Linked DNA regions of Homo sapiens: regions 2 and 3 are each linked to region 1. The links are chromatin loops, found by intact Hi-C in ENCODE. Cell type or tissue: PC-9. All regions are shown on one strand. Each heading gives the region's core, and the rest is flanking DNA. Links, peaks and the distances in the headings are about the cores only. Region 1 has its middle 130 kb from the start of SLC12A2. Region 2 overlaps LOC105379168 (a long non-coding RNA gene). Region 3 overlaps LOC105379168 (a long non-coding RNA gene).

Region 1 (11,007 bases), core at 1,844-9,843:
CTCTTAATTCAATCAAACTGAAATTGCTCCATTTAAAAAATAAATGTGTTTTCTTTTAGTTCTTACTTATAGCAGATAGTGATGGGAGACAGTAGGCAGTACCAATAGTACCTGTTTTTTGGTTGCCAGATCTCCTGTGATGGGCAGGGCTCACAACCAGAATGCCAATCTTCTTGTGGTTCACCAAAAGAAGGAGTGTCAGTGATGGAGGTGGAAGCCTGTACTCCATTTCATAATAATCTGTGGTTGAGAGAGATTAGGAAATTCCTCATTCATTAGAAGCCTCACCTATTACAACTAATAACATTTTGTAATGATTCCATGCCCGTTTGAGAACTAGAAATCCTGTTTATGATTATTGATTATTGCATATGAAGATTATAACACAAAGAAATGATACATGTTGGATGTCATATTCTAAATACCCTGATTTGATCATTACACATTGTATGCATATATTGAAATATCATATCTACCCCATGAATATGTAAAATTACTATGTACCAATAAAAATACATTTTTTAAACTGCAAAAAAAGATTATAAAGAAGTTTTTGTATTTAGAAACATGTGCACATATATTCACCTCTATAAACCTAAGATGATGGCAGAGAGGGCATAGATAAAAATATTAAACCCAAGTTGAAAGTTAAGCTGGCATTCAGAAGACAATGATCTGCAGTATTGAGATAGACTGTCTACTACATGCAGAGGCCTGGAGTTCAGAACAGGAGGCTGAGGTAAGAAAGATACCCATGCTCAGTCCAAAAGCTGACAAATATAGTACACACTCCATACTATCACTGTCCAATGTCACAGTGACACCCAACTGAGTGGGTAAAAAGCTTCCAGCAAGGCCCACCAAGCTGAAGTGCTTTCCTAGTCTGCTCCCATCAAGAGTTCTGTGGAGGACAGCCCTACTGCTCTCCAGTACAACTTGACCAGAACAAAGGCTCAGAACAACTTAGACCCCACCTGCCACCAGTAGGGAATTCTCTCCTTCTCCAGCCAGGAGAGGCAGCCAGCTTGGTTAGAGCAAAGAGTTGGTCTTATGCTCTATTCTTCCCCTTTCCCTTTCTTGTATCCCATGGAGCTGAATGAAGAGCTAGAAAACAGCTCTGTTCTTATTTCAGGTAATTTTTCCCCTTCCTCCTGCCACATACCCAAGAGAATAAGCTCCTTTCCTCCCTATTGCCTTGGAACAGTTCCTTACACATCACTGATTCTTAATGAATTGTGTTAAAATGAATCTGTAATCAACTTTGCTATGCTCATGGGTCTGTTTACCACAACGATACTGACAACGAAGGGTAGTTTTGTGGTTGCTTTTCCATTTATGTGTCTACCTGGTTTTGCTTTAAAGATGAGGAAAAAATTATTTCTTGCCTCTTCTAGCTGAAGCCCTGAGTACTGATTAAGAGTTTATTTGGGACCAGGTGCAGTGGCTTACACCTGTAATCCCAGCATTTTGGGAGGCCAGGGTGGGAGGATTGCTTGAGCCCAGGAGTTCAAAACCAGCCCGGGCAATATAGGGAGACCCGGTTTCTATAAAAGTTTATTTGGCCTTTGGGAAATGTCTATCCCAGGTAATAGTGGCCAGTTTCTTGAGAGATTACCAAAGGCTGAGTCAATAAAATCCCTCAAAAAATTACAAATGTATTTATACAAGAAAGCAAATGAAAGCATCCAGGAAAAAAATGTTCACAAACACAAATTCAAAAACATACAAATTAAAGCAAATTTGAGGTGCCACTTACAACTAAAGAAACATCATAACATGATAATATATACTAATGTGTTTGTAGTGAATCTGACTTATTTCTACAACAGCTTAGGAAGTGATATGACAATACTAATGAATGTCTACTGACAGTATTTCAGGGAGCGCAACTCCGCAATGTAAATGGTGGCCCTGTAAACAAAAGTGTTTTTATCCAATAATCTTTGCTCCTGGAATTTTTTCTGAACCTCAAAGGGCACATAGAACAGGAGATTAAAGTTCATGGCATGCTCAAAAACAATTGAGTTCTTCACCAGCAATCCTCAAAAAAGAAAATCCTAAAGGTTGTTCTTGAGAATAGAAATACATTAAATTCAGAAAGAATGGCTTAGATATAACAATAAATAAAGAAAAAAGAAAATGGCTAATATATGGGTAAAACTTACTAAGTATTGACCCTAACTAGCAATAATTTCTTATGTGGATTTTTTAGAAAGTAAGAATTAAATCAATGACTAAAATATAAATTTGACTGGGCATGATGGCTCATGCCTGTAATCCCAGCTACTTAGGAGGCTGAGGTGGGAGGATCACTTGAGGCCAGGAATTCAAGGCCAGCCTGGGCAATATAACAAGACCCTATCTCTACGAGAAAGTTAAAAAAAAAAAAAGGAAAGAAAGAAAAAAAATTGAGCCAGGCATGGTGGCTTGTGCCTATAGTTCTAGCTACTGAGGAGGCTAAGGCAGGGGGATTTCTTGAGCCTAGGAGATCAAGGCTGTAGTGAGCTATGATTGAGCCACTGTACTCCATCTTGGGCAACAGAGTGAAACCTGTCTCTAGGGGGAGGAAAAAAAGGATATCTTCCAAATTAAGAGAAGGAAAAAGGTAAAAAATTCTCAAGCAATCTCCAAAAAGGAAATATGGAAGGAACAAACAAAATACAAAATTGTAATTACACTAAAGCCATATGGGTCATATCCTCCAGTTAAAAGAAAAAAGAATGCTTGTTTAGAAAAACAAAAAAAAACCCAACCATATGTTGTTTAACAAGAGATAAATCTAGATAATATGAATATGAATACATCTAAATATAAATATTTAGATACATCTAAATAATATAAATATATTTATATTATTTATATATTAAATCTATATATTATACATCTAAATAACATAATTTAGATACATCTAAATAATATTTATATTATTTTATTATATAGATTTATTTATATAAATTTATATATTTATAAAATTATATATATTTTAATATATAAAATATATAATTATATATAAATATATATAATTATATATATAATAAAAATACATAAAATGATTATATTTAGATACATCTAAATAATATTAATGATAAATAGTTGAGATTAAAATGATGAAAGAGTATACCTGATAAAAGTATAAAGAAAAGAAGACTGGTGTGGTCTATATTAATATCAGACAAAAGAAACTTTCAGGCATAAAGCATTACTTAAAAATAAAGTTGCTCTTGAATGATAAAAGGTTTAAGGGAGAGATAAAATAACTTAAGATTTGCATGCATTTAATAGCATGTATGATAGAGGAAATGAAATCAGTATTTCCAAGAGATATCTGCACTCTCATGTTCATTGCAGCTAATAGCCAAGATATGAAAAAGACCTAAGTGTCCATTGACAATGAATGGATAAAGAAATTGTGTTGTATATGTATATACAATGAAATATTATTTCACCTTAAAAAGGAAGCAAATCCTGCCATTTGCGACAACATGGATGAACCTGAGGGTGTTAGGCTAAGTGAATTAAGTAAGACAAAGAAAGGCAAATACTGTATGATTTCACTTATATGCAGAATCTAAAAAAAGCTAAACTCATAGAAATGGATCATAGAATAGTGGTTGCCAGGGGCTGGGGGGTGGGGGAGATGGGGAAATAATGGTTAAAGGGTACAAACTTTCAGTTTTAAGTTCTGGGGATCTAATGTACAGCATAGTGACTATAACAATACTGTGTTGTACACTTGAATTTTGCTAAAAGAGTAGCTCTTAAATGTTATACAAAAAAAATAACTAGGTGAAGAGATAGCTAGCTAACTTGATTGCAATAATTATCTTGCAATATATACACATATTAAATCATCACACTGTACACCTAACAGTAATACAATTTTGTCAGTTACACCTAAATAAAGCTGGAAAATAAAAAAACCTCCCATAAAAAAGAAAATAGATAAAAAATTTACATGCATTTATTATACAGTCTCACAATATATAAAGGAAAGTTGACAGACCTACCAGGAGAAACAGACAAGTCTAAAATCATAGTAACAAATTTTAACAGGTCTGTGTAATTGAAAGAAAGAGCAAAATACTACAACGAAGCATGCAAAAAAGAAAACACTAGTGGGGTTATGTTTTTTCTTGTTAAAGTTTCCCCTGAAATTTAAATGTATAATTAGAATCAAACCAGAAACGGTATCCGAGGTGAGGCTTCCATGTTGTCATGTCTTGGGGTCTCTGCAGGCTGAGGTTGCCTGTCCGTTCCTACACACCTCAGCGTCTGTAAGTGATTATGAGCAGCACAGGGGAAGGAAAGAACGTGTGGATCAGGTGTTAACAGCATTTTTTCCAAATATTCTCCATTCTGCTTTTCCTAATAACTTTGGTTTTGGAAAGTCCCTTGTGCTAAAGTAATCCAAGCTGCCTCTCCCAAGAGTGTACTGTGGCCTGACCGTAGGCTCTGCCCACCTTGATCCTGATTCCAAGAGGGAAATGACCCCGAAAGGAGCTGGAATCTAAGGTCTGGCATCCGGTCCTGTGGTGGAGACAAACACTTTCAAAGATGTAAAAAAATCCCACTTGTTCTAAGTCACTTTGCTTCCTGCCTGGGACATGAAAAGGGGGCCTTGTTCTTTGTGAGGGAGTGTGCAGCTAATTCTGGTATGACGTAAAGGCACTTTATATTATTGTCTGTGCAAAATGAACTGTCACCTCCCAACTTATTACACAGCAGTCTTACAGTTTTGCTTAGCATCTGAGGCACACACCCAGAGGCCAGAATAGTCCACCAGAGACTGAACTAATACTGCAGTGTGGAAGACAGCCACACCAAGATGAAAGATGCTTTCCTGTGCCGAGTGAGGTGATGGAAAAATAAAAAGCCAGACAAGAATGTGCACAAAAGTGATGTACAAAAGGGCACCTCTTCTCCAACATGGTTCAGTACTTAGGGCTTGCTTTTGCAAAGTTTCCTTCATACAAACTGCTTCCAAAACCACTTTACAGTTAAAAGCTTTGGATGGCCATTTGTTAGCACGCAGTAATAAATCACAGTTGAGGCAGAGGGCAAAAATTACATTTAGATGACACTGCTGTCAGCTGTCTGTGGGGTGGGGACAGGTTTAAGACTTGGTGGTGAGGCACAAGGGCACTGATCTAGGGAGTGGACTTCACTCTCACAGGCTCTTATGTGAATGTGATAAGCCAGGATAACCCCTTAGAGCAGTAACCGGAAAGATTGGCCTCACTATTTCTCACTATTCCCCCACTTCTCTGAACCCACTGCCCATCCAATTTGCACAGTGGAGATGCCAAACCACACACAAATTGCCACCCATCAGTCATTTTTAAGTATAAATAAGTTGAGGGTGAAAGTTCGAAGATACACATGATACAAAATTTGGGAGAAGAAATTTGACTAAATGCAGCCAGGGCCCATGCTCACTCTCAAGCCACTTTCAGGTCCCACCAAGAGGTGTTCAAACAGTGAACCTCTGTAAAAATAGGGCTTCTTCTGGTAGCTGAAGTAGAAATGGAATGATTTTATAAGGTATCAAACAAAAATGTTCCCAGTTTCTTTACTTTGTTAAGAGCAAGCAATTTTCTCTTCAGTGATTGTGTGGCAACAGTAGATGGCGATGTTGCCCTTGTTTTTGAGGAAACTGCTGTTGGAAGCGGGTGAACTGTGGCAAACATTGAAAATTCGGGGCTGAAATGTTGATTCTGTTGTGTTAGCAATGTAGTGTTGAGGCTGTTTGGCCTGAGTAGGTGTGGGGAAGGAGCGGATGCTAATCCAAGGCCATTTGCTCTGGCCCACCAATATACTCATCTGAGGAGGCAGGCAGGCACTGACAAGAATCTATCAAATTATCAGTTTTTATCCAAGTATTTGTTTGAAAGAAATGGTAGACAAATTGCAGTTTTTATCCAAGTATTTGTTTGAAAGATTTCAAAGATATGTTTGAAAAATTATCAGTTTTTATCCAAGTATTTGTTTGAAAGAAATGGTAGAGAAATTGCAAAGTTAATACACTTTAACAACAGCAAGTCTCAGGAACTAATCATGAAAAAGCAATGGCAATAATATTATAGATACATGATCAAGTGTCACTGTGAGCCAGGCACTGTGCCAAGTACTTTGTATGGCTGCTACTACTTAATTCTTAGAGAAACCTGTGAGACAGGTATCAATACCCCCATTTTACAGATGACGTCACTGACTTTCAGGAAGTTTAAATTCTTTTCCTGAGGTTCCAGTTAGTCAGTGGGTTGGCCAGAAATCAATTTCGAGCCTGCTTGGCTCCTCGAAATATAAAATTTTTCGCTTTTCTAAAGCCAGTCAAGATAAAGACAAGTTTAGTTTTCAGAATGAACCTTCAAAATCTACACGAGATATATAAATTTAAGAAATGGGGAAGAAGGAAGCCTTCTAGGGTCAGAGGAAATACCTTTTTCTTTTTAGAGCTTCCTTTATCTTACCCCAAATAATCAGATCAAGTGTGTGCATGTGTGTGATTTTAAAATATGGCATATGGATTCCAAAGGTCTGCTTACCTGTTAGTAACATTATTGCAAATTCAAAAGAGCTTTCAGGCATAAAAACTAGTTTTCATAAACTTTCATCTCATAAATCAATAAAAGTTTTTCTTAGCTATTCTACCCTTAAGTTAATGTCACAGAAATAGTTTTCCCATAGTGACACTAGGCAATAATTTTTTTTATTGGCAAATTGTTATTTATTTTATGTCCATAACAACGTATGGCATTAGAAACTATCAGGATTCCCTTCCACTGGGAGGTCATGGGTGACGGTGGATAAACTCATATCCAGAACCAGTACAAGGAAACTTACCCAGTCTCTGCAGTACAGAATGTATGTGCCCTATCAAGGACTACTCAGTAGAGCCAATCAAATCCTTCTAAATTATCAATAGGACAGAAATAATTCCCTGAGTATATACTTGTGAAGTTATACTTCAGATAAGCTCAACAATCAAAGGATAAAAAAGTCCTTTAAAAGTTGTTTTTGAAATATCTTGACTTTGACAACTTAGGTTTGATGAATTGGAGACACAGAAAAAGTCTACAAACATCTTTTCTTTGAGAACTTAGATATAAACTGGAGAGGCTGCAAATTTTTCCCAGGTAAAGTTTGCATGTGCCTTTTAATCTTAAGTCCAGGCCAACCAAACTGCTCCACATCTCCTTTAATTCATTTCAGGATTGTGAGTCTTTACGAGAAAACACAGGACAAACTTAGGTGAATAAAATCCCAAATCTGACACATGAGCCCAGGCCTATCCCTCAGCTTTTCAAGGTCTGGAACAAGAGTTATAAATGGAGGCCCTGTATAATAATTTATCATTTTAAAGTAAGAAGTCAAGCTAAAAACTGTTGAATGAAATATGTTCTATCCTCCTAAGTTGAAAAATATGCCTTCCTGATGGCCTGGGAAGAATGTGGGTCCCCAGAACCCTCAAGGTTCTACCCCACAGCATGAACACGCAGGAAGAACTGCCTCCCAGCTGCCCAAGAGGTCTTACATGCATGTGTGCAGACACCCAGGCCATATGTCCAGGCTCTGTCCATGCCCCTCACAAATGAGTGCCCCCTGCCTCCTACCCCTTGGCCCTTGGGATGTACATACTAACACTGTGATTTGCCTGCTGGAGGAAGGGCCTAGGGAGGAAGCTGGCTGTGGGGTCACTGGAGTGAGAAACTGTGGGGATCATGTTTGAGATGGGGAGTGGGGTGAGGGCTCCAGGTGGTTATGTTCCCTTGAGCCTGCAGACTTTCCACTCTATGGAAAAGGAGACAGCAGGGGACGGCCAGGGCAAAGTATACAACACACAGGGCCTGGCTGGGGATCTCCTTGTTTTCTTGAGAGACTTTCTTTCTCTTGATCAGAAGTATAGAAGTTCAGCTTTCTCTATAGAAAAGGAGGTCACAAGAGGTGGTAGATGGAAAAACAAGGAAGGCAGGCAAGGAGAGGAGTTAAGAGAACATCTCTCAGCAGAGGCGGAGGGGTGGGAGAAGGTAATGGTAGGGCATGGCTCAGACCAAGGAGACCAGGGATGAACCAAGTGGCCTGGAGAGCATCACCCCTGAACTGTGGGCTCAGCATTTTAGAAGTTGGAAAGGTATGTGTATTTTTTAGAAAGATTGTTATTAAAATAAAACAAAACCCCAGAGTCACAAGAGTTAACATTTTGGTTATTGGAAGCATGAAAATCATGCTGCTATGATTGTGGTGAGGGACAGAGGCATTCTGTGGAGGGGGTTACAGGGAGGTTCCCTCAGTTACGTATAGAGGAAAGAAAGTCAGGAGCTGCCTGGGAACCACAGAGTGAGGCTCTGTGTCTCAACCACTTGGCTGGACCCAAGACACCTCTGGTCTTGTTTCCACTCATAATCAGGAGTCCATTGCCCCTTCACTCTTAGGTCTCAGCGTCTTTGCTCCGCCATGTTCCCCCTCGACTTCTAAGTTTGGCTCAGGTGCAAACCTTTCCAAGGAGACTGGTTGGATTGAAACCATGAAACCCACTATTGGGACACACAGTTTTGTCAGGCTCCGCCTAGCACCCTGGTCCAGAGGAAGGCTCTCAGTTGTGGTACTGAGCAATTCAAATTTACTTTGACCAGGGCAACCAGCCCCCCCGCCCCGACACGTGCCTGACCCAATTCCTAGGCCCAGCTCCTTGTCTGAGTTTGGCCACACACAGCAATCCGGGCTGGTCCAGACTTCAGACTAGTAAGTCCTGAAGGTCAGTGGTTGACTGATTTTCTAAATAAGACAAACCTCACCCACATGCCTTTTAAAACTCAGCAGAAGGCAAACACACGCAAAGAAAGGGACAGAGCAGCAGGGGAGCGTCACTGTGGCCGGGCTCTCGACAGGGCTCTGCTTCAGTTTCCTGCTCTGTGAAATGAAAGGTTTGCATTCGATGGTCTACAGGTCTTTTCAGAGAATACATGTCCATGATTAGATGTCATGTCACACGCTGTAGAGTCCTCTTACCGAGTGAACACTGAGTGTGTGCTGATGTTTTTGTAGCACCATTCCCACGGAGTAACAGCCGGCTCCATTTTCATAACCCCTTGGAGTGAGGCGTCACCTCCCTGTCCTCTTTCCTCTAAGAACTCAGTTGTGTGCCAGACCTCAGGAGGTCGTTTTCAAACCCCACGGCTCGGAGAGAACACAGGCCCTTGGTGTCCACAGTGTTGAGGGAACCGGGCAGGGGCTCTGCCAGGAGCCACGCTGTTGATCCTGGCAGGGTTTCTGCCCTGATGTGGACAGCGCATGGGAGATCAACCTCCCCTCACTCTCACTCCCCATTCCCACTCCCCTGCTGGGTAGGAAGGCCTGGGTTTCCGAGACTCCCAGTAGGAGCCAAGCAGCTTGACTCAGGCCAAGGGTTTGTGGCCTGGGCCCGTTGCCTCCTGAGCCAGCTTTAATGCGCTCAGATGAGCTCGTGCCCACAAACCCGTGGCTGGAAGATGATTCAGGGCCAGATGCAATTAGACTGTGGGCCAGTCAGATCTTCCTGGAAACTGGAATATTGCAGGTCACACCTAGAGTGTGTGTCATATAAAACTAATGCAGCAGGAAGACATGCAAACTATTCACTGGGGTTCCCCCGCTCCCTCCACTGCTGTATCCTTGCCAGTTGGGCTGAGGCCACAGCCTGGCACTGTCCCTTAGGATAGGGAGGGGTGTCAAGAGGGATTTGGGAAACAAGGACAGCAAAGTCTGACTTTTAATCTCAAAGCCTTGGGTCGAGGTATTTTAGGAGATTGAGGCAACCAGCCCCAACTAGGACCCAACCTATCCACCACCCTCATTAGGTAAAGATTCTCTCAGGCTGGGGATTTAGGGAGGATAAGTTGTTAAGGAGAGAAAGAAAGTGAGAGAGTTAGAGTTGAGTGTGCATACAGTAGTGACTGAAAGGGAGGGGTACTCTGAACTGCAAGCCTATCCTTACATCTCCTGGGCTAGAGATTGGGAAGGAATAATAATATCTCCAATGGGTTTGGTGGTCCCAGAGCAAAGTGACCTTGTGACTGATTTCCAGAGTGCAGCCTTGAGAGGACATTCTATCCAGTGCGTACTTCATGAGGCAAATAGGCAAAGGGAAGTTCAAGGGACTCCAGGAGGCTCAGCCCCAACTACCAAAGTGCCATGAGAAAACACCTGCAATTTTTGGTAGCCCTTTGATTAAGGTGTAGAAGGTAGCAGAAGGAGCCTGCAACTCCTGTGGCCATGGCTGGCAGGGAGGAAGGACCCAGAATAACCTGCATGGACCTGGTAACTGGAGGCCAGAGTCCCAGGACATGTAAGGCCATGTGAAGTATTAACTGGATGGTGGCAGCCAAGGGTAATGGTAGGAGGGTTGTAGCTGTTGCCGGGAATCAGCCAAGACAGCTGGAGGTAAGAAGTGGACCACTCTCCTCTAGCATGCCACAGCCTGGGGTGTATGCTCCAGCTCTCCTCCATCTCCATGCTAGGGTGTTGGTGCTGAGTTTGCGGGGGTGATCTTGTGTCTATATGTGCACAATCTTGTATTTGACCAAATTTAAACCTAAAACTTAACAAAAGTCATAAAAGTGGCTGACTGTATCTGGAAGTGACACGGTGAAATTCTTTACATCTCACAGAATGGTGCTTCAAGATAAAAACTGAGTTACAGAAAACAATTTTTTTTGCATACCTGAGTGCACTTTTAACAGAAATTTTAACCATAGAAAGCACCATTGGCTTCTTTCAAACTGGTTTTTCTCCTCCTCATCAGAAAAATTATCTGAAACTTTGAAATAGAAGACATTACAGGATGTTCTCTTTCAGTGTAGTACTGAGTTTGCAACTTTGACTTTCCATTAACTGGTTAACTTGTAGATTTTTGTCTGGGAGAGACACAAAAAGTGTGTCCAATGGAAAAGGTAATGCCAAAGGTCTCAGTGTGTGGACCTGTAGGCCCATAACTCGTCTTGTATTGAATGAACAATTTGTTCCTAATGT
Region 2 (11,007 bases), core at 1,726-9,725, 690 kb after region 1:
ATGGTGGATAGGAAATGACAAACATTTTGTGCAAATTACTTTTTGTCATCTAGTTTCTTGGAAAATAAAAATTCAATATTTAATTATCATGAAATATTCACTTTCATCTTTAGCTCATTGCTGCTGAAAATTTGTTGTGAAATTTCACAAATTGAGAAACAATAAATAAATCAATATTGTAGAGTTATATGATGTAATAATGACAATAGCACTATATTAAGAGTACAAGCTACTTCCTCTCTTCATTTTATAAAACAACAGCTCTGGTTCTATTTCCTACACATTTGTCATATACTTAACCTATACATTCCTGTGTTTTACCCCAGATGCCCCTCACCACCATCTATTATGAGCATAGTTTTATGTGGGACTGGTGATTGGCAGATTTGTGTATTTTATAAACCAACATAGGACCAAGACAGTGTATAATGCTCCGCCCTCCACCACCACCCAGACCAAGAGGAGATGGCTTCCTCTCACCACTTATGTACCAGAAACATAACACCCTGCATGCCGACCTGGAAAGGGAAATGTTAGATTTTATATGGCTGAGGGTGCCAGGGAAAGAGAAGGGGTTATGTTACCTGTCTTTAAATTTAAATTAGGTTTCAGGTTGAAAGTATTCATTCCCCATAATTCTCACACTTTTCTAAATAAGACTAACAGAAACTACCAAACCCACCTTAGCTTATTTTAACACAAGTATTTAATAATATTTTGTAAAAAATGAAGAATCTGGAACAAATGTAAATCATGACAGGGTGTCTTAGGTAACTGGCAGAAACTGGTACAGTTCTGGGCAAACCGAGATGTAGAGTGTTCTGGTTATTGATTGCTAGGTATGAAACTATACCAAAAAGTAGTGGTTTACAACAACTCACTCATTATATCTCATGGTTTTGTGCGTTGGGAATTCAGGCAGTGCTCAGCTGAGAGGTTTTTCCACTGCATGTGGCATCCACTGTGGTCACGTGGTAGTATTCAGTTGGCAGCCACTCTGGTTTGGAGGGTCCACATGGATTCACTCTTATTCCTGTTTCCTGGGGCTACCTTTCTTCCTCCCCCTCCAACGTAGCCTCTGGGCTTCTCCACACATTCTCTTCCTCAGGTTAGTCAGATTTCTTACTGCCCTGGCCCAGGGCTCCCAGAGACTAAAGTGAAATGTGTCAATCCTTTTTAGGCTAGACCTAGAACTAGCTCAGTGTCGCGTCTGTAATATTCCTTGATCACAGCAGTCAAAGACTGGCCCAGATTCAAGGGGAAGGGACATTGTGCTCAGCTTCAATGGGAGAAGTGTCAAAGAATTTGCAGCCATCTTTTAAAAAACCACATATTGTCACAAGAGGCTCAGGTTAACATCAGAATATGGGTGCACAGCCGTTCACTTACTGTTAAACCAAATAGTATCAATTGTTTATCCTTACTCAAAGATGGCAACACTAATTATAAATGGTGAGTTTCATCGCAATATAAATATTTTACCTATTAATCAATAGCTGTTAGCTATTAATATAGCTACAAATAGTGATTAGCATCATCTATGTGCAAAACACTGGCACTGTACTAATTGCTATAGAGTAAAAATATGAACCAAAGCTCCTAGCTCCAGAGCCAAGAATTTAGTGAGAAGATAATCATGCTCAAACAAGCACAAAAACAAAGGAATGGTATTCACAGGGATGGTTACCATCCAGTCCTCATTCAAGAGTATGTGCAGGCATGCTTATGATCGTAGGAACACTGAAAATTAAAACAACTTAAGATGAATACATAAATATCACGGCCATATGACATTTTATATCCTTCATTGTTAATCTTCCAAAGCATTCAGCTGTGGTAATATTATTTAATAATCGACCACATAATTTTAGGACTAGTTAATGTTTTTATTTAAGAACCTTCTATTTATTCTTAAAATTAAAGTCTTCTATAACTTTAGAGGGATAAAGATATAATTTGTAAAATGTGGCATTAATAAAGTTGGACTTACAGAGCTGAAAGAACAAATGTATTGTGTTAAGAGATAAAGCCACTTGTCTGCCAGACACATGAAATCCTATAGAGACTTCTCACACAAGTCAGGCACACACACACAAGCATGCAAATGCACATACACACACAGAACATTGTAGGTGTTCTCATTGTGACTTTGGCTTATGATTATCCCTATATGCAAAAAAAAAAAAAGGCCGGCCTCAAAAAGAAAAAATGGAAAAAGCCAACGTTATCTGCTCTAAGAAAGAACTGGTCTGACTCTATGCAGCTAGATAGTAGCCCTACAGAAAGAAATCTCTAAAAAAGCATTAGCTTTAAATCTTTAAGGAATTATGAGATTTTTGTCCCTCCAAGAAATGCATCAAAAATTGGAAAACAGTGTAGAATAGGACCAGAAGGTAAAAGAAGAGAGACACTACTAAATGGATTCTATCTCAGGAAAGTTAAGGTTGAAAGCCAGAATCTCAAATGGCAAAAGGTAACCCGGCAATTCATTCTAGAGTTTCCAATAATAATAAAACCATCTTAGGCCCCTCCTAAAAAAATTGTCAAGGGTCATCTATGCCGATTAACTTGGAAGAATACTAAGTGAAGGTGTTACAATGTGGTTCTCACTTCACATTTTCAGTGTATTTATCTTTTACTTGACTCAAAGCAGATTACAGCAGAAATATCACTTGACAGAGATTGCAAAAATAGCCCATTTTTTTCTTTCTCTTTCTTTCTGAGGGTTGAAATATTTCTAGCTAGTGCCGCAAAATTGTTCCCACTACTCTGCTTGGCATGAGGAAAGAGATAGACATGGGATAAATTATGGGCTTATCAGTAACCAAAAATGGAGTTGGTATTACAAATTCATCTAACTTATTTTGCATATTTGGTATTCCTGGTTGGTAGTTATTGTTGTAATTATTATTTAGATGTGTAGTTTTTTGTTTTATTTTAAAATTATCTTCATTGTTATAAAAACAATCAATTTTATTTTTAGAAAAAAGATGGGTAAAAAATGATAAAAGTAATTCACCATCTAGAGATAATTCTGTATATATTTTTTCTGTTTTCTAGTCTTTTGAAAATCTACATATGCATGTATAGGATCATATGTGTAGTGTATATAACTGTATGTAACTACACTGAAATAAATAGGGGAGGGTTAGAGTTCAACATCAAACACGCTTAACATTAGGCCATGTGGGGTTCAAAAGAACTTGTACATCAAGTAGATCTGAGTGGAGATGGCCAGACACTGAGAGGTGTCTTCGATTGAGTTGCAAGAAAAACAATGCAGAAGTAGAAGTATGTGTGAAGGAGTTTAACTGGAGGTAGGTGGGGCTGCTGCTCCTCTCCTTTCACCTATACAGAGTTGGGGAAGCAGGATTGGGTAGACAGGGAAGCAGAACTGAGAGGTGTTTGCAACAGAGATCACAGTCGATCCAGCGGGGAGGTTGGAGCTGAATAGTCCATCAGGGGACCAGGCTTCAAAAAGAAGGAATTTGTTTTTTATTTTGGAGGGAATGTCTTGACGTGCCCCATCTATTAGGCTTCTAAAATCTTAACTTAGATGTATTGCATCCTCAAAATTTTGTAAGATTTATTTCCTACCTAATAGAGTCCTCCCATTCATATGCTACTTTTTGAGATCGAATATTTTAAAAAAGAAACATATAGGGTGCAAGCTGTCTTTTAATAAAGGCCCCCAGAAGGAATCACTCAACACTTATGCTTCCTTTTCATGGGCTAGAACTTAGTCATATAGCCATGTCTAGAAGGCTGGGAAATGCACTCTTCATTCTGGGCACTGAGTGTGCAAGTGAATGTTGGGATTTCTGTTACTTCTAACAGACAAGGAGTGAAGAGTAGATATAGGAGGCCCGCTGGCCATCTCTGCCATAAACACTGAAATCTGTTTAAATTGAAACCAAGGTTAAACAACGGGTAGTTACCATTATAGAACCAAACGTAAATGTAATACCTTTTGACAATATAAAAATACTGTCTAGTAGATGACATAAGATTGGTCTGTAAGATGCACCATGTAGCAATCCATTGCAAAATAAAAATGATGAGGCCGTGTGTGGTAGCTTATGCCTGTAATCCCAGCACTTTGGGAGACCAAGGTGGGAGGATCACTTGAGGCCAGAAGTTCAAGACCAGCCTGGTCAACACAGAGAGACCTCATCTCCTGGACAACATAGAGAGACCTCATCACCACATACACACATATATTTTTTTTTAAATTTTTTTTGTTATACTTTAAGTTCTGGGATACATGTGCAGAATGTGCAGGTTTGTTACATAGGTATACATGTGCCATGGTGGTCTGCTGCGCCCATCAACCCATCATCTACATTAGGTATTTCTCCTAATGCTATCCCTCCCCTAGCCCCCCACTGCCCGACAGGCCCCAGTGACACACACAATATTTTAAAGTGGTGGATCTGGGGTCAGGTGTGAGCAGGAACACAGAGCGCTATATAGATGAGTAGACTTAACTTAAATGTCTTGCTTTGTATGTTGAACTAAGGGAAAATTATGTGAATCTGAAGGAATGACTCTGTAAGATGGTTCAAGTAAACAAGGAGTCTTGCACAATTTTGACCTCTTGATGGCTTCTCCCAGACTTTTGGTTTGCTGGCCAACTTTTCTTTCAGATGGAGGCAAAGGTTAAATCTGTGACTAGGTGTTACCATAAAGCAATCTCTCAAACATTTTTTCTCTTAAGACAAATGTGTCATAATGACATACCATAGGAGATGTTCTTTAACACTCCAGGAGACAAGGGAGTTACTTTCCAAGATAGATTAATTCGCTTTCTTGGGAAGCTTCCCCTCAGGAATCCTATTCTTCCAAGTACACTGCTCATAATTACCCAGGCAACCAGTCCATTCAAGTCATGTAGGGCTAAATAGTACAAAAGTGGACTGGGGAAGAGTGAAAACTATCATTGTGTATCTTGTATAACATATAGAAAGCAATTAAACAAGAATGAAAGACAAGATCTGCCTAAGTAGAGAAAGAGGTTGAGTTGGGTATTACACGATATTGAGATTAAGCTTAAAATTATGTATTGTGCATTGTGAAAAAAATTTATGTATTGTGAAGTAATTTTTAAACAGTCAAGCTGATAAAGTCTTTATTTTCATAATTTACACTTTTAAGTTGCTTTATACAATGTTAATTTAATTCAAAGGTATTTAATCTTAAAGATCAGTTATAAAGCATACTTTTCTCTCCCAGGACACAGATGTGGTCAACTAAGAACGTGGGTAGTAGTCATTAATACAGTCAAATAATAACACTTTTCTCCTGTACCACAAGATGGCAGCACATGCAAGGGTGCCTATTTACAGTAATCATTTGTGTATAGTTTTAATGTCTCTGGGTTTTGGATGATTTAAAGGGTAGCCTTCTACCTTCTAGAATATAAGTAGTTTATATTATTGCTTTTTTGTTGTTGCTTATTATTATTGCTTATTTTGTTGTTGTTCATCTTCTTAAGTTCAAGAGCAACACGTATTTTTCCCTCTATAATATCAGATCAAAATTTGTTCTTTTACAAATTAAGCTACCTGGTCGGGGGGGGAAAAAACCTATTTACTTTTAGGCCCATGAGAGGATATATCCTTCCTCACAAATGTTATTTGACCTCTCTTTCGATTTAGACTCACAAGAGAAATAATCTCAAATTGCTGTTCCCTCTATAAAGTTCTTCCCCTAGATTTCACATTGCTTTTTCAAGTTTCATAGGTATCTGCTCAATTCATTTCTATGAAGACCTCCATGATTGCCCTGTAAAAAAAAAAAAAAAGACATCATAACACCATTTGTACCTCTAGTATTCCTCTCCCTCCCTGATTCTAATTTATTATTGTCAACCAATCTACCATACCTTTACTTATTTATTTGTTTATTGTTCTCCCCTAGTAATATGTAAGCTTTGCAAGAGAAAGGATTTTGTCAGGCTTGTTCATGGTTGTATCCCCAACTTCCAGAATAGTGCCTGCACTTGGTGGGTATTCACTAAACATGTGTTGAAAGTATGTATTGCCATAAAGGTTGGAACAATTGAAATAATTGTAGCAAGATGGTAGGTGTATTTAAACAGAACAAGTGTCATAAATAAAAGAGCTCTAACCTAAGGATGGAGAGGTAGAAGTTCTCATTCCTGTTCTACGCGACTACTAAGGACCCTCATGCTGCCATTCAAACTTCGTGGTATTTGGGTTCTATTTAGTCAATATGGATAATAATATCACTTTTACTCATATCCTGACATAGATGTGAAGCTCTGGTTATGTAAATTAAGCAAATATGAATAATAAAATTATTTCTTTAATTTTTAATGATTTGAGATCACAGAGAATGAAGCTAGTTCTTTCCCTTCAATAGCGGCCATGATTTTCCAAACATTCCTAACCTCTAATAAAGAAAACTTCCCAAGGTACACAAGGCCTCTCTTTTCTCTCTCAATCAAATATCATAATTCTTGCTTGAGGTTCTGTAAGTTATCTCCTTGAATCTTATTGGTTTTTATTAGACATACTGGCAAATACAGAGCAAATGTACAACACAAAAAAATTTCACAGGCACAAACTCGTGACTGACATTTCTCCTGGTGAAGAACTTACATAAATGAAGTGGGAAAATATTTTAAGAAATTAATGCATATACTGTCTCCTACCTTATGATATAACTGCTTACTGATCTCAAACTTGGCAGCTCAAAGAAAGAGTGTCATCTGCTTGAGGAATAGTTTACAGTAGGAGAAAATCATGCCACTTTTTTCAGCTTTTAAGATCAAGGAAGATCATTGTCTATTAAATAAAAAAATAGTGGAGATATGACATGATTAGAAAAAACAGGTTTATATTTCTGTTCATAGACTAGACAAAATAATTCTGACCTGAAACAGAAGAGGGAGAATTGTCCAAAGGTAGAGGAAAGTGAAGTGCATCATGCCTTACAAGCTACCTTTTGATTTGGAGTGGAAATTCTGCCAGCCAAATCTCAAATAGAATATGTCACATTTAATTATATCACCCTTTTGTCTCATTCTAGCTTTTTTGCACTTGAAAGCACTCACAGATCATCTTTTTGCTATTAAATGTCTTGACTGACTTAGAATCAACTAGATCAAAGTGATTCAGAGGTTAAATATATTAATATCCATGTCATCTTGGACAACTCATTTATCATAGTCTCAATTTTCTAACGTGGAAATTAAATCGATTTATTCTTAGGCAAAATGTGTATATATCTGTGTAAGAAAATATGCTCATATACTAGATCGATCTCCAGCATTCTCTCTCTTCTTTTGTCATTCTATATCTGCTTCTTTATTCTTAATAACATGCTCTAGATGCCTCCTATCCAAAGCAATCTCCACATTACTCAGATGCCTCCAAACTATTTCCCCTTCTCATCATGAATTTATTCAGAAGAATAGTCTATACCTACTACCTTCATTGTCTCCCTTTCTTCATCCCTAATTTTCCATAATTCCTTTGTAAAATCTCACCAGCAATATCACAACTGCCAAATCTGAGGAACTGTTCTCAGTCCTCATCTTACTTGACCTTTTGTTGCAAATGAAATTGAATTTTAATTTTACCTTGCAGATCTCTGCTTGGGTCTATGACATGTCTTTGTCCTAGCTGTCAATAGGCCTCTCTGAGCACATTTTCTCCCATTCTTTTGCTTGCTTCTCTTTTTGCACTTGTTTCTCTTAAAAGTTGGTGTCTCCCAGGGTTCTAGCTTCCAGTCTTAACCCACTTCTTTTGTTCCATACACCCTCCCCACCCCAAACCCAGGATAATCTTGTGGTCTTCACCCATAATATATGTATTAGTGACTCCCAATTCATTCTCACAGTCCTGGCCATTCTTTCTGGTTCCCTGTAGATAGACCTCCTTTGCTGGTTACTCTTCTTTTCTCTGACTGTTCAATATTGGAGAACCACAGGGCTTAGTCATTGGACTTTCTTTCCAGTTATATTCCCTCCCTTGGTTATCTAATTAGTCTAATGGCTTTAAACCATGTGATGATTTCCAAATTCATATCTCCAGTCAAGACTTTCTCCCTCCACTCTAGACCTCAATGCCCCCTCAATATTGCTATTTGAAGGTCTCATAGGCTTCTCAAATTTAACATTGCTAAAACTGAACTCCTGGAAATTCTGTCTTTCTGATGATTCAGGTCAAAGACTTGGGGTTGCCTATGGCTGCTTCTTTCTCTAACATCTTAAGTTCTCTGTCTTCTTTTCTTTCTTTCTTTTTTTTTCTTTAAAGACAAGGTCTCACTCTGTCACCAAGGCTGGAGTACAAGGGTGTGATCACAGCTTGCTGCAAACTCAACCTCCCTGGGCTCAAGCATTCCTCCTACCTCAGCCTCCCAGGTTGCTGGGACTACAGGCACACACCACCACATCCAGCAAATTTTTGTATTTTTAGTATTTTTTGCCATGTTGCCCAGGCTAGTCTCCAATTCCTAGACTCAAGAGATCCACTCACTTTGGCCTCCCAAAGTGTTGGGATTACAGGTGTGAGCCACCATGCCTTGCCTGAACTTCTAATTTATCAGCATACACTGTCAGTTCCATTGTCTTAAAACATCCAAACTCCTACTGCTTTTCTCCATCTTCACTACTGTCAGCTGGGTCCAAGATACGCTCACTCCTTGAGTGTATTAGTGCAATAGCTTCCTAACTGGTGTCCCAATTTTGCCCTTGTCCCATTAGTCTGTTCAATACAACATCCTGGGTGACCTCATTAAAACTCAAGTATGATTGTATCATTCTTCTGCTCTTAAACACCAGTGGCTTTCCCTCTCACTCAAAATAAGGTAGAAGCCCCAAAAATGACCTCAATGCCCTACAACATAGGCATATGCTCCTTAGTTCATTGGTCTCATTTTATATTAATCCTCTCTCCCTTCTATTTGCCACCCCCAACACTGCCTCCCTGCAACCTGAACACTTTCCCCCCTTTTCTCTCAAACACTAGTTCCTCTTCTCTTTCATGTATTGAGCTTCTGGTTGTTCCTTAAACATATCAGTAAGGCCTCTCCATCAGGGTCATTGCACCTGCCTGGAATACTCTTTCTCTAGATAACTGCTTTGTCTAGACTCTCACATTTTTTAAGCTTATGCTCAATTTTTAGCTTTTCACAAAGGCTTTCTCTGGCCACCCTATTTAAAATGTTAGTAATCTCCAACATGACTATCCCCATTCCCTGGTTCATTTTTCTATAAATTATCTTATCACTATCTAACATGGTACCTCTTTGCTTATTAATTTTGCTTATTGTTTTCTTTCCTCTACTAGACCATAAGCTCCATAAAAGCAAATTGTTACTTTTGCATTTTTAAAAGAAATCATGGAAATTTTATTGAGAGGAATAAAAATTACTTATATATCATATTCATTCATCATTATATCATTTCAGTGAGGCTACACAGGGATTGGCTTTTTTGCAGGTAATATATTTTAAGTCTTTAATAATTAGAATAAAAAGAATATCACTAGGAGTAAAGATATTTAAATATATTATATATTGTGTGTTGGTGCTTAATATTAATGCTTATATGCATATATGTATATTTATATGTACATAGATACATACATATATATACTTGCAAAAAATATTTTAAGTGGCTTTAACAAATTAAATTGTAGCATGAAAAATATGCAGCATGGTAAAATACAAAGAATATGCTATAAATAAGTGCAAAAGGGCCAAATAACATTGTCTGAATTATTGCACCAGCCTCCTAACCTACATCTTTTCTTCTAGTCTCTAAATTTGGAATTAATTCTCCACATATCTTCTAGAGTAAATTAATGTAATCATTTTACTTCTCTACTTAAACCACTTCAATGAATTTTGCTTTTCTATTAACTTCTAGAGATATTAAAAATTATTAGGGGGATGCTTTTGCTCTCTTAATAGAGCACTTCTGATAGTGAAAAAGGTTGACACTCCTCTACTTCCCTCATCTGCTAAAGATAATCACAAACCAAACATTAGAACTCCCCATGTACAATAGCACTCATGATGTTTTATTATAAGCAATCATATGCTTATATCTCTTCCTGACTTGATGTGAGCTATGTGAGGTGTCTTATTTTATTTCATTTCTATTTATATCCCCATCATTGTCCCTCAGGGTGATATTTAGTAAATGTTTAACTAAAAGGAAACATATAAAAACACATATATTCACAGTGTACATGGTAGAATGTAACAATGATATTAACAAACATACCAGGACTTATACATTTAAGGAGATGTTCTTTTTTTAACTTCACAAAATGTATTTTGTAATATGTAATGAAGAAGGCACATATACTAAATTTTTATATATGCTTTAATCAAATAAAAATGTGTTCATCAAAAATATCGCAAACAAAATCAAACTTCATATAATGAAAACATATTTTAAACACATACAATGGTGAATGTATTAATGTCCTTCATATATAAGGAATGATTAAAAGTCAACAGAAAATGAGCAAAGAGTAATCCATTTGAAAATACATACATTCGGTAAAAACACTGAAATCTTTAGAGTTAGTAGTAACCTAAGATATGCATATTAAAGAGTGCAGAGATTTTCATTTTGTTCATTAATTGTCAACTTATTTTAATAATAGGTAGTGGAAGTGAAGAAATTATAAACTTTTGAGGTAGTCTTTTTTTTTTAAAGTTCCAGGATACATGTGCAGGATATGCAGGTTTGTTACATAGTTAAATGGGTGCCATGGTGGGTTCCTGCACCTAACAACTCATCTCCTAGGTATTAAGCCCATCATGCATTAGCTCTTTTCCCTAATGTTCTCTCCCCCTGCCCTCCCCCAGCAGGCCCCAGTGAGTGTTGTTCCCCTTCCTGTGTCCACGTGTTCTCATTGTTCAGCTCCCACTTACATGAGAACATGCGGTATTTGATTTTCTGTTCCTGCATTACTTTACTGAGGATAATGGCTTCCAGCTTCATCCATGTCCCTGCAAAGGACA
Region 3 (11,007 bases), core at 1,137-9,136, 460 kb after region 1:
TCATTAGAAATCCACATTCTCTGTGAAATGGAGGACTATGAAGAAAATATATGGTAGCAAAGAACAATAGTAAGCAAAATCTTCTATCTCAGCCTGGGTTCTGTGTGGGAAACAATGAAATTTCCCTGAATTTTTTTTAAAAAGGAAAGGCATGCCCTCGTGTAGTTATTGGGTTTGAAATAATTTCTCTTTATTTATAGTCAAGGAAATCCTAAACCAAGATACTTATTCAATGATGCCAGAGTGGTAAGGTATCATTTTCAAGTGATACCTTATTTGCTTATGATGGTAGGTGAGGCATTCTGTAAGTCCATGGATGGTAGTTTTGGCAGAAGTATTGTATGCAGGAAATGCAAAGGGAAGGCAGATCTATATCCAGAGTAATGTCTATTCCAGTAAGAACAAAAATACTGCCCCTTTTATGATGGAAGAGGTTGAATAAAACCAGCCTGTCAGGTATCTGGCTGATTAGCCTGGGGACTGGTGCCATCTTGGGGGCTCCATGTTGGTCTCTGATGCTGGCAGTTTGGAAAATCATCGATGGCATAACCAGGTTGACCTTGCTGAGTGAAAGTTTATGTTGCTCAGCTCGTGCATCCACTCCATTCCTGCCACCATGGCCACATTGTTCATGAGCTTATTGGGCAATGGCAGGATTGGCTGGGGAAAGCCACCACCAGTTCTAAATCAACAGTATGAGTCATCCTATCCACTTGATTAGTAAAGTCTTCCTCTGCTGTGGTTACTCTTTGGTGAGCATTCACATGAGATACAGGTGCCTAAAGGCACTTGAAAGAAGCAAATAAAATCCTTAACTCAGAACTGATAGGATTTCCATAGGGAAAACATAGACATTCAAATGTGAGTACATAATTCAAAATTAAAAACATGGTAAAGAAGAATAAGACCTGGTGCAATGGCTTATGTCTGTAATCCCAGCACTTTGAGAGGCCAAGCTGGGAGGATCACTTGAGCTCAGGAATTGGAGACCAGCCTGGGCAACATAGTGAGTTTCACTTGTGTCCCTGTGAAGAGACCACCAAACAGGCTTTGTGTGAGCAACAAGGCTGTTTATTTCACCTGGGTGCAGGCGGGCTGAGTCCGAAAAGAGAGTCAGTGAAGGGAGATAAAGGTGGGGCCGTTTTATTGGATTTGGGTAGATAAAGGAAAATTACAGTCAAAGGGGATTTGTTCTCTGGCGGGCAGGAGTGGGGGTTGCAAGGTGCTTGGTGGGGGAGCTTTTTGAGCCAAGATGAGCCAGGTGAGTTGAACAGTCCAATTTTCAGTGGGGTCCCGCACAGATGGGACATGGCTTAGGAGGAATCCCGGGCTGTGGGCATTCCTTGGCCTGGTGGCCAGATTTCTGGCCCTTGTAGCAGGCTCCTGGGGGAGGCAGGCTCCTGGGGGAGGCGGGCCTGGAGGAATGCCTGGCCACGGCAGTTTGGGCGTTTGGAAGTTCTTGTGTGCTGGAGATGTGGCTGGGGTTTCTCTCACAGTGGAGGCAAGGAATTGCAACTCAGAAATATGTTGCTACTTGGCTGCCTCTACTCTATTATTGTACACCTAGAAGGTGAGGTTAATTAAGTCCTGTTGGTTCGAATCCGAGTCACAGCACCAAATTTCACTCGCGTCCTTGTGAAGAGACCACCAAACAGGCTTTGTGTGAGCAACACGGCTGTTTATTTCACCTGGTGCAGGCAGGCTGAGTCCAAAAAGAGAGTCAGCGAAGGGAGATAAGGTTGGGGCCGTTTTGTAGGATTTGGGTAGATAAAGGAAAATTACAGTCAAAGGGGGTTTGTTCTCTGGCGAGCAGGAGTGGGGGTCGCAAGGTGCTCAGTGGGGGAGGTGTTTGAGCCAGGATGAGCTAGGAAAAGGACTTTCACAAGGTAATGTCATCACTTAAGGCAAGGACTGGCCATTTTCGCTTCTTTTGTGGTGGAATGTCATCAGTTAAGGCAGGAACCGGCCATCTGGATGTGTACAGGTCACAGGGGATATGATGGTTTAGCTTGGGCTCAGAGGCCTGACAGTGAGATCCTGTCTCTACTACAAAAAAAAAAAAAAAAAAAAATAGAGTGGTGTGGTGGTGTGCATCTGTAGTCCCAGCTACTCAGCAGGAAAATTTGAAATAAAATGAAAAGAGAATGGTCGTTGGTCGGAGTAAAGTGAAGCTGGAAAAAATATTTTCTTGTTACTTACTATTTGTGTGATATTGTACAATTTGTTTCCTGACCCTCAATTTTCTTAATCGATGTGTGAACAATAATATTTTTCTTCTAATTATTATGTAAGAATTTAATGAGACACATAATTTCTTCATGTAATATGCTCATGTGACTCATAATTTGCTATATATATTTAATTCCCTTACCTTTCTCTTAAAATACAAGATAACATTCATTCATTCATTCTCTTAATAAGTAGAAGCACCTGCTAGGTTTTACTGCTTATACTAATTAAAACACCAAAATCTTTAAACCTGTTTTTTGTAAAGACCCCCAAAGAAAATAAAATATGTATATAAATGAGTTGTCCAATGCAGATCACATCATAATTAATATAATTCTGTCCACTAAATTATGTTCCTAAGAAGCTGTAGTTCGCAACCTAGCAATGAGATAATCTCTGAAGCATTTTACTATGAATTAAGAAATAAAGGGGAGAATACATAGCAGAAAAAAGAACCACAGATATGGAGTTAAATCAGAAGGAGTCAGATTCTAATTCCATGCCAATTGGATAGACTTCCCCAGTCTTCGTTGAGTAGCTCTCCATATGTCTCCAATTTAAACCAGGCCACTCCCAACAGGAGCTCTACCTCAAAGAAGGCTGAGAAATGGCTGGATGTCAGCGTCCTCAGGGTACTTAAAATACATTTGCTCTGACAGGATCTTGAACACCTGCAGTTATTTCAAAGGAATTTTGATCCAACAATAATTCACATAATTTATCATCTAGAGATGCCAAAGATTCTTTGAAAAACTATGCTGTAGTTAGCAAAAGAAAAAAAAAAGAAAAAAGTGATGGTGGGTGGCATTATTTTCACATAGGATGTTTTTACAGGCATCATTAAATTCTTGTTTTTTCTTTCCAGTCTTTGTTTCTCCGTAGTTGAAACATTGACTGTGGATGCATTTTTGAACTTTATTGTGTGTTTACAGTGAACACATACAAAGGAGCTATTCTTTTCTTTCAAGGGACCTGGGCTTTCAGTTTTGTTTTCATCTCAGATGAGAGCATATCTGAGAATCTCACCTTAATAACATTTACAATTTTGAGAAATTCCATGATTTTTCTTTTAACATAATCACACTGAGATTTGAAAATATTTAATGCATCTGAGAAGAATATGTTTAGTCAGAAAGAATAAGGGTTTGGATTCTTTACAGTTCCAGTTGTAAAATAAATGTCTTTCACCCAAATTTAGGGCTCTGGGCAAGCTGGGACAGAAAGGACAGCGTGTTGTGATTCCCTTTGTAAAACCAGTCAGATGTGCTCAAGGGGAAAAACTGGGGAGAAACTAGCAGTCTTGACATTGTGGATTGTGGGGAACCAGGTTTGTTTGAGACAAGCTAGGGAACTATTGGATCCAGTTAGCATTCAGAGAGAGTAAGAGAATTGATGCTTCCATAGGTAGACAGATATAAAGTAAAGCTTATGAAACCAAATCTACAAAAAGGCTCCAGGTCATCATTAGCAGAAAAGTTAATTAGAAAACGTGCTTTGAAAGTTAATTTCTTCAATAGTTACCTAACTTCTATCTTTGCTTTAAATAGAAACAACTTTATTAAATAGACAGAAGGCAGCTGTCTGCTGTCATAAAAAAACTTTTTAAAAACAAAAATTTATATATTGATTCCCCTGAGAGGTGTTTGGCTGCTACTCTCATAGCAGCACGTGACTGAGATAAGTCTACTATTGCTGTTCAGCTAGTCCTCAGTAGAAAACAATGAGCATAGGATTTCAGCTTTCAGGGTGAAGTCTATTTCCTGGAGAAATAGGGAAACCTCTACATTTTCCCCTTTCTCAGATTTTTCTTATTTAACAGAAATGATACTCCGTAAGAGCAGAATTGCCAAATATTAGTGTTCTTTGTAGCGGGTTAAATAATGAGTATTATTCTGACTCTACATCCTGAAAAAACCTGATCTTTCATAGATTTGCATGAATCAATCAGGATTCAGAAAGGTTGGTTAAAAGACATAGGATACACAAAAATAAAATCCCATTTTCAGATTGGATCAACTTGCCATGGAAATTATTACCAACATCATTTTTGTGTAGCTCTTCCAAACCTCAATTTGGCTTTCTTGCTTGGAAACACATAATTGCACAAACTATGCTCCCCAGAGACACTTTCCTGCACCTGAAAAAAAATCCAGTTATGCCCACAGACATGAACAAAAGAGCATGGATAGCCGAAATGAATCTCTCTTCCAAATGGGTAAAGGGACTCAGGCAGTGGCACATTGAGGTATTAAACATGTACTTTTTTTTTTTTTTTTTTTTTGCCACATTGATTGACCTACCAGAAAGCAGAATTGAAGAATGTTGTGGTTTTACTTGGGAGGTGGGTTCAAAAGCTTTTTGCTGCTAAATGGTATGGATAATTTGTATTTTATTTTATGATGAAAAATAGACTTATCCTGACTGAAACCTCTTAGCAAAAACCCTTTCCAACTTTTCAGCGAGGTTCTATTGAATCAAGTGCTTTAAGTTGATCTTCAGTTTCTGGCTTCAGAAAAAAATACCATGTCCATTCTGAAATGGAACAAAGTTTAAACACAGCTTTCTGGGTGGTTTGACACAATTCTAAACTAAAGACTTGTGCACTCACAGCATGACCAAGATTACCTCCCCGCCTCCTGCTGTTTCTTTATGGTGGCCCTTGATTGCAAACCTGCTATTACAGCCTTCTGGAATCCTTAACCCTTTCAAAGTAGTTTTTTTCCTTCCTGTCTTTCTTAGTTCGCTCCATATTTTAGAGATGGGTCTTGCTGAATCATCTCAGAATTTGTGATTTTTGTAGACCTGTCACACCCTCTAGGCTTTCATGGTACAATGAAGTTCATTACATTTTAATTTTTAAGTCATATTTTTATTATGAAAGTCTGCCTCAGATTTTATGAGTGAAATGAATGTTGGTTCAGAGCATGGGATCTAGGGCCAAACAACACTACCTGGGTTCAAATCCATGCTTTCCTTGTTAGCTATAGTATGCTTTTTGGACTGTTTTGTCTTCTGTAATTAGTTTTTTCATATGTAAAAAGGTTCAAAACCAAAGCTACCTCAGAGAGTTGTGAAGAGTAAATAAGCCAATGCATGTAAAGTGCCTAGAACTGTGTGTGGCACATATGAGCTCCAGAAATGTTAGCTATTACTGACCAAAAGTAGAATGTGATGTTTCAGGTGTGGGAAAGAGTAAACTTTTCAAAATTTAAATGATTCTCAGGATCCTGTGAATGATTGATACAGACCATCTAGTCACATTGGTAAATGTCATTAAAGACCAAGATTCGAGGTATTTAAGTTTCTTTTTATGTAGAGTAGGAATAGATATTTTTTTATAAAGACTTAGAGGCAGCCAAACATACCTATCATATAAGAATCGACCATATAAAAGTATTGGGGGGGAAAAAACTATAACTAGTTATCGAATGTGTGTTTCCTCCTAGGACTGTGAAATCAATGATACTCTGAGATATGCAGGGATATAGCTCCCTGCTGCCCCATAGTGGCAGTTGTTGTCAGTACAGTTTCCTCCCTGCAGGTCGTTAGTGGGGCTCCATGGAAATTCAACCAGTAGATTGCTAGGAAGGTAAATACAACCTACTGTATTCTTATCAGTAAAGGCCAGTGGCAATAATAGATAAGAAGAAAAGAAACAAGATCCCACCCACATAAGAAAAGAAATGTAAGTATCAGAAAGAAGTATCCTGTGAATTAATGTTGCCTGAGAAAAATGCCATTAATCCAAATGGCATGAACAGAGTGGCCCTAAATTGCTGTGAGCCTACATGAATTACTGCAGATTGGCTCTTGAAAACCTGCTACTTTATTCTCACTGTCTGTTTGTCTATCTATCATCTAAATTATTTTTCAAGCAATACTACCCTTATAGTATGTAGGGGCACTTTGAAAGCTAGTAATTTGGTGACACTTCAAGCCATTATATTTGAAAAACATTTTTTATTCTTTATTTAGAAAAGAGACTGAGCTTACAAAGGCAAGTCATGATGCATGGCACTGAGGATCATAGCTACCTTAGCCACATCTCTGCCCTCCTGAGCAATTCAGCTCTGCCTCCAAACTTGCATTTCCTACTCAGCAAAGTGAAAGTTCTATGAGTAAGTCAATTCCCCATTCTTAGAAAGCAATTTGTGATCATTTACTGTTTATAGACAACATTACCTATCAATACCAAGCAGCTTATCAAAGTGTTAACTCTGCACATATAGGTCTCTAATAAGGGTCCTGGTCGGTAGATACTTCCATATCTCACTGTAATTTCAGTCAGATTTTGGCAACTGCTAGTTGTTAGTGTCTTAGTTGCCTGTCTGTGCTTTCCCCAGGCTTCAAAACTTGGATTTTATCATCTGTCATGTTCCCACATCCAATATGTTGCCAGATTTGGTCCATCTGGTCTTGCAATATGACCTCCCACCATGCTTTTCTCTGCATTCCCCTGACACTGCCAAAACCCAAGCTCAATTACATCTCATCCAAATTTTGCCACAGCCTTAAACTTATCTCCCTCCCATCCTCTGTAAAGAAACAATGTGGTAGATTGAAGATATTATATGTTTTGGAGTCAGAGAAACCTCAGTTTGAATTCCAGTTTCACCACTTACTTTGCTGTGTGATCTTTGGCAATTGATCTTAATATGCATCTTAAAAAGGAGAAATAATAATCTCTTCAAAGAATCTAACACCCTGTTTGGCACAGTGTTGATACTTTAAAATGCCAGTTACCATTTTCCTTTCCCTTCTCTGTGGAAGATTCAAGGGCAGGCTAGAAGAAACCATCTCGTTGGTTACAGGTAATAAAATAGTGCATTTTAAATTACAGAGAATTTAAAGTTAACTGTGTAAATAACTGAAAGAACATTTGTTTGTTATTATATCCTGCACTTATAACCCTAAATAATGTCAGTGATAAAATGCTTCTCTTCTAAAAAATCCTTTTTTGGTATATGTTCTAAAGAATAGCTGCTATTGTTGTTGAGTTTCAACAGTAACATCAATTTATAGTAGCTTAAAATCAGCACATTTATGTTACCTACCTTTTGATAAGGTTTGGCTGTGTCCCCACCCAAATCTCATCTTGAATTGTAGCTCCCACAATTCCCATGTGTTGAGGGAGGTACCTAGTGAGAGGTAATTGAATCATGGGGGTGGGTCCTTCTCATACTGTTCTCGTGATGGTGAATAAGTCTCATGAGATCTGATGGCTTTATAATGGGGAGTTTCCCTGCACAAGTTCTCACTTTGCCTGATGCCATTCATGTAAGAGATGACTTGCTCCTCCTTACCTTCTGCCATGAACGTGAGGCCTCCCCAGCCATGTGGAACTGTGAGTCCATTAAAACTATTTCCTGTATAAATTACCCAGTCTCAGGTATGTCTTTATTAGCAACATGAAAACTGATGAATACACTTTCAATAAACACTGTATTGTACATAGGCATTAATCCAGAGAACTTTCAGTTATACAGCTTACCCCTGACATACAGATTCAGTCTTTGCCCACAGAGAACATACATAGCAGGTTGGAAGTATGCAAGCATGTTCCAGGCGTGATTCAAGTATTCCGATCTTGTAGTACTACCTATTCCTGCATTTAAACAGTTGATCTGAAATGAACAATTATAACTCAAGGTCTGTGAAGATAAAAAAGCAGAATTTGAATTAATTCCATTTCATGACCATTAAGAGTTATTTGCATTTAAATTTTCTGAAATTATTGTGAAATAGGATTTTTATGACTCTCTGCCAAACTTATGTCTGAGACTGTTTGAAACAACCTGTAGTATATTGGTTGCTTCAGATAAAATAAAATTTTGAAACTTAAAATTAACAAAACATGTTCTTTAGTCAACTTTGAATGAAGAGAGATTGATAAATATAGCTATATTTGCTATGGAACAGGAATATGAAAAACTATTGATTTTGATAAAGTTGCAGAAATCAAGGCTTTTAACAGAAACTGTAATGTTAATATTCATTATTGTGTCAAATAAACATGCATGTATAAGATTTTTCTCTTTTTCCAAAAATATTTTAGACATTTACAAGTGTATACCATAATACATACTATATATTGCTCTCTTTTACTGATTTTGTTTTTAATTTTTTTAGTGGTATAATTACATTGTAAAGTTTTAGAAAAGAAAATCTTAATGGTTCCATTTCTTTTCTAGCCATTGTCCTTATTTATCTCATTTTATGTTTATTACTGAAAATAAGTTTGTTATAAAGAGGAGGTAGGTGTTAAAAAGTGATGCACTTTATGTGTCAAATATAGCACCAACCCATCTTAACTCCAGGCCTCTCTCTTCAATTCTTTTCAAATATTAATGTCACTTATTTTTCTTGAGGCACAAATCTGATCATGCCATTTGTCTGTCAAATATTTTCTGGGGCATATTCTTTCATGCTGAAAGAAAGTTGCATGAAACTGCATTAGTGTGTGGCATTCATGGATTACCACCTCCTTGGGAATGCCATCTCCCCATCTTCTTTTCCTGTGTCCATAACTACTTGCAAGTCCACAAACAGGCCCTTTCAGGCCCTGCCTCCCACCTGTGCATATTGTTAACCTCACCTGGAATGCCTGGGCATCTTCTTTCTTCGTCTTCTCTAATCTTGTACTGGACCAACATCAGATTTGGGCTATCCTTTCATAAAACCTCTCCTGATGCTCCCAGGGAAAAAAAAATCATGCTCCTTTCCTCAGAATTTTCAGAGCTCTTGGGTTATGGGAATTTTCTTTTTCCTCTAAATCCCTTCATCTCTTGTGGTGTTTGTACATTTCTATTATATTATAATAACTTATTTATATTTCTTTTTTTAAATTTCTCCTTGGGGTAAAAGCTCCTAAAAGGCAAACTTCGTATCTTATTTATCTGATTCAGAGAACCAACAAGGCTGCTTGAGTAGGCATGGTGCTTCTTCTGCTTCAGTTTGCCCTTGCTGGATCCCCTAAAACTCCTAGCTGAGTGATTCTCATTTAGCCTGGGACCTGAGAAAGCCCTGAAGTTTTGCATGCAACTGGGTGTTCACATGTGTAGCTGTCAGATGAGCTGGACTCAAAGGGATTTAATCAGCTGCCATCCTTTCAAGCATGTCCAGTGGGCTAGTTTTTCTTGCCCTTGGATATAATTTTCGCAATTTTAATAAACTTTCTGATTCTTTTCAATCATAGCTACAATCTTATTTCAGAAACTGCAAAGTCCTCACAATGTTGAATTTTACCTGAGTCTTGTGCTATTGGTAAACAGTGATGGTTAAGAAATTCTCCCACTGTTTTGTGTTCTGAAGTAGCTCTTTGGACATTACCACCCTGCCCCCTGTGACTTAGAGAAGACTCGATGACTCTTTGTTTACCTACGACACAGACTGCAAATTCTCATTCTTTGACTTAGAAATAATTCATTGAACTACTTGTCCCTACTGGTCAATCAGAACAAAATACTTATTAACCAAACTTTTGTTGAGTTTCCCTCTTTCCTCCAGGGCCCTGAGCTCCCCTCTCCCCAGCCTGAGCTACATACAAGGTCTCCTGAGAGTAGGCTGGCTTCAAGGCAAAACAATCTCTGATCATACCATTCTTTCATCCACTTGTCAACACCAGTTCTTTGTAGCCCTGTCCACTCCTCCCGATAGCAGATACACTCTTTGCCTAACCCTTGAGGTGCTTTCATGTCTTACTGTCAGAGTGTTCTCCCTACTGTAATCATCCCATGCCTCTATTGCAATAGTCCCTTTCCTTACCTTGCAATAATCCTTTGAAAGAAAGTCTCTCCTTACAAAGTCCAGATACGTTTTGTATTTGACAGTCCAGACCAGAGTAACAATAAAAACTGCAAACTCTTTGGTAATTTAGAACTTCCCTCTGCCCTAGCTTTGAATGGCTTTAAGTCTGGAAAGCCCATTGTCTTTTTTTCTCCTTGCTTTGCCAGCACTTCACAATTTACTGGCTAAGATTCTGATTCTTTCACACCTGGCTGGGGGAAAGGCGATTTGTGAAAGAGACTTTGGCAGGTATTGTTGAAATTTGGTACTGGTGGCTCACCAGGGCTTTTTCTTCTTGGTACATTTTTTGTGGGTTTCCAGGAACGTTCCACTTCTGGAAATATCCAATGTCACCTTCCCTCATACAGCCAGCCACCTCGGCCCCCAGGCCTTGGAAGTCCACCTTTTTGGGGGGTCATTTTGCTCACTGACATCTTTCCTCACAGATAGTACTACTGGGCAGAGCCCTTTTAAAGGGAGCCTAGGCCAGTTTCCTCCTGTGGTGCCCTTTGGCTCAAAGGACTGCTCACCTATCTTGGCAGAGAAGCATCTTGTTCCCAATTCTGCCCTTTCTCTGCATTGCTGCTCCCAGCCACTCAGGGTCTTTGTATTTCTGTCATGACATAGAGCCTATTTCCCTGTGTCTCCCAAGCAAGTACTCTGAGTGGATCCCCTGTAGCCCTACCACTTGGCTCCACTTCTTCCCTTCCCCACCTGAAGCAATGAAGAAAACACCTCAGCCCGAACTCCTCGCAGCATTCTCTCACCTTATGTTAATGTTCTTTTCCCCTGAACCTCTTGTATTACCTGCAGCTACATGAAGCATAAAGAGTTAGGGTTAGTTTTTGCAAATCCTGCATAGGTAGTGTAGTACCTTAGTTCCGAACATGGAGGTATGTGGTACCTACCTTTGGGCCTTTGAACCTCTGCCAAAACTATGCAGGAAAACTCCCTTTTACATATGGTTATTTATTTATTTTTCTGAAGCAATTT

The links. Hi-C counts contacts between places; a loop is a spot of excess contacts. Peaks named below come from ENCODE experiments on the same cell type or tissue, not always from the same donor. Only the 100,000 strongest peaks of a DNase experiment are listed, where the experiment ranks them.
Region 2: it touches region 1 in a loop (8-fold over the local background); 5 of 110 quality-filtered maps call a loop at or near these places.
Region 3: a loop joins it to region 1, with 10 times the contacts of the local background. A loop is called at or near these places in 37 of 110 quality-filtered maps.

What each region holds. Positions count from the first base shown.
Region 1 is chr5:128,207,828-128,218,834 of GRCh38, forward strand. No RefSeq gene overlaps it. Among named protein-coding and RNA genes, the nearest start is that of SLC12A2, 130 kb to the left of the region's middle. In PC-9, for the core only: CTCF peaks have their summits at 5,622 (motif pointing right) and 5,827; a DNase peak (open chromatin) is centred at 5,664.
Region 2 is chr5:128,900,398-128,911,404 of GRCh38, forward strand. The region is part of intron 6 of LOC105379168 (a long non-coding RNA gene); the gene reads left to right. Among named protein-coding and RNA genes, the nearest start is that of SLC27A6, 60 kb to the right of the region's middle. In PC-9, for the core only: CTCF peaks have their summits at 5,331 (motif pointing right) and 5,530; a DNase peak (open chromatin) is centred at 5,314.
Region 3 is chr5:128,669,309-128,680,315 of GRCh38, forward strand. All of the region lies in intron 2 of LOC105379168 (a long non-coding RNA gene), which reads left to right. Among named protein-coding and RNA genes, the nearest start is that of FBN2, 140 kb to the left of the region's middle. RefSeq lists an enhancer at 1,633-2,157. In PC-9, for the core only: CTCF peaks have their summits at 5,785 and 6,058; no DNase peak of the experiment used is centred there.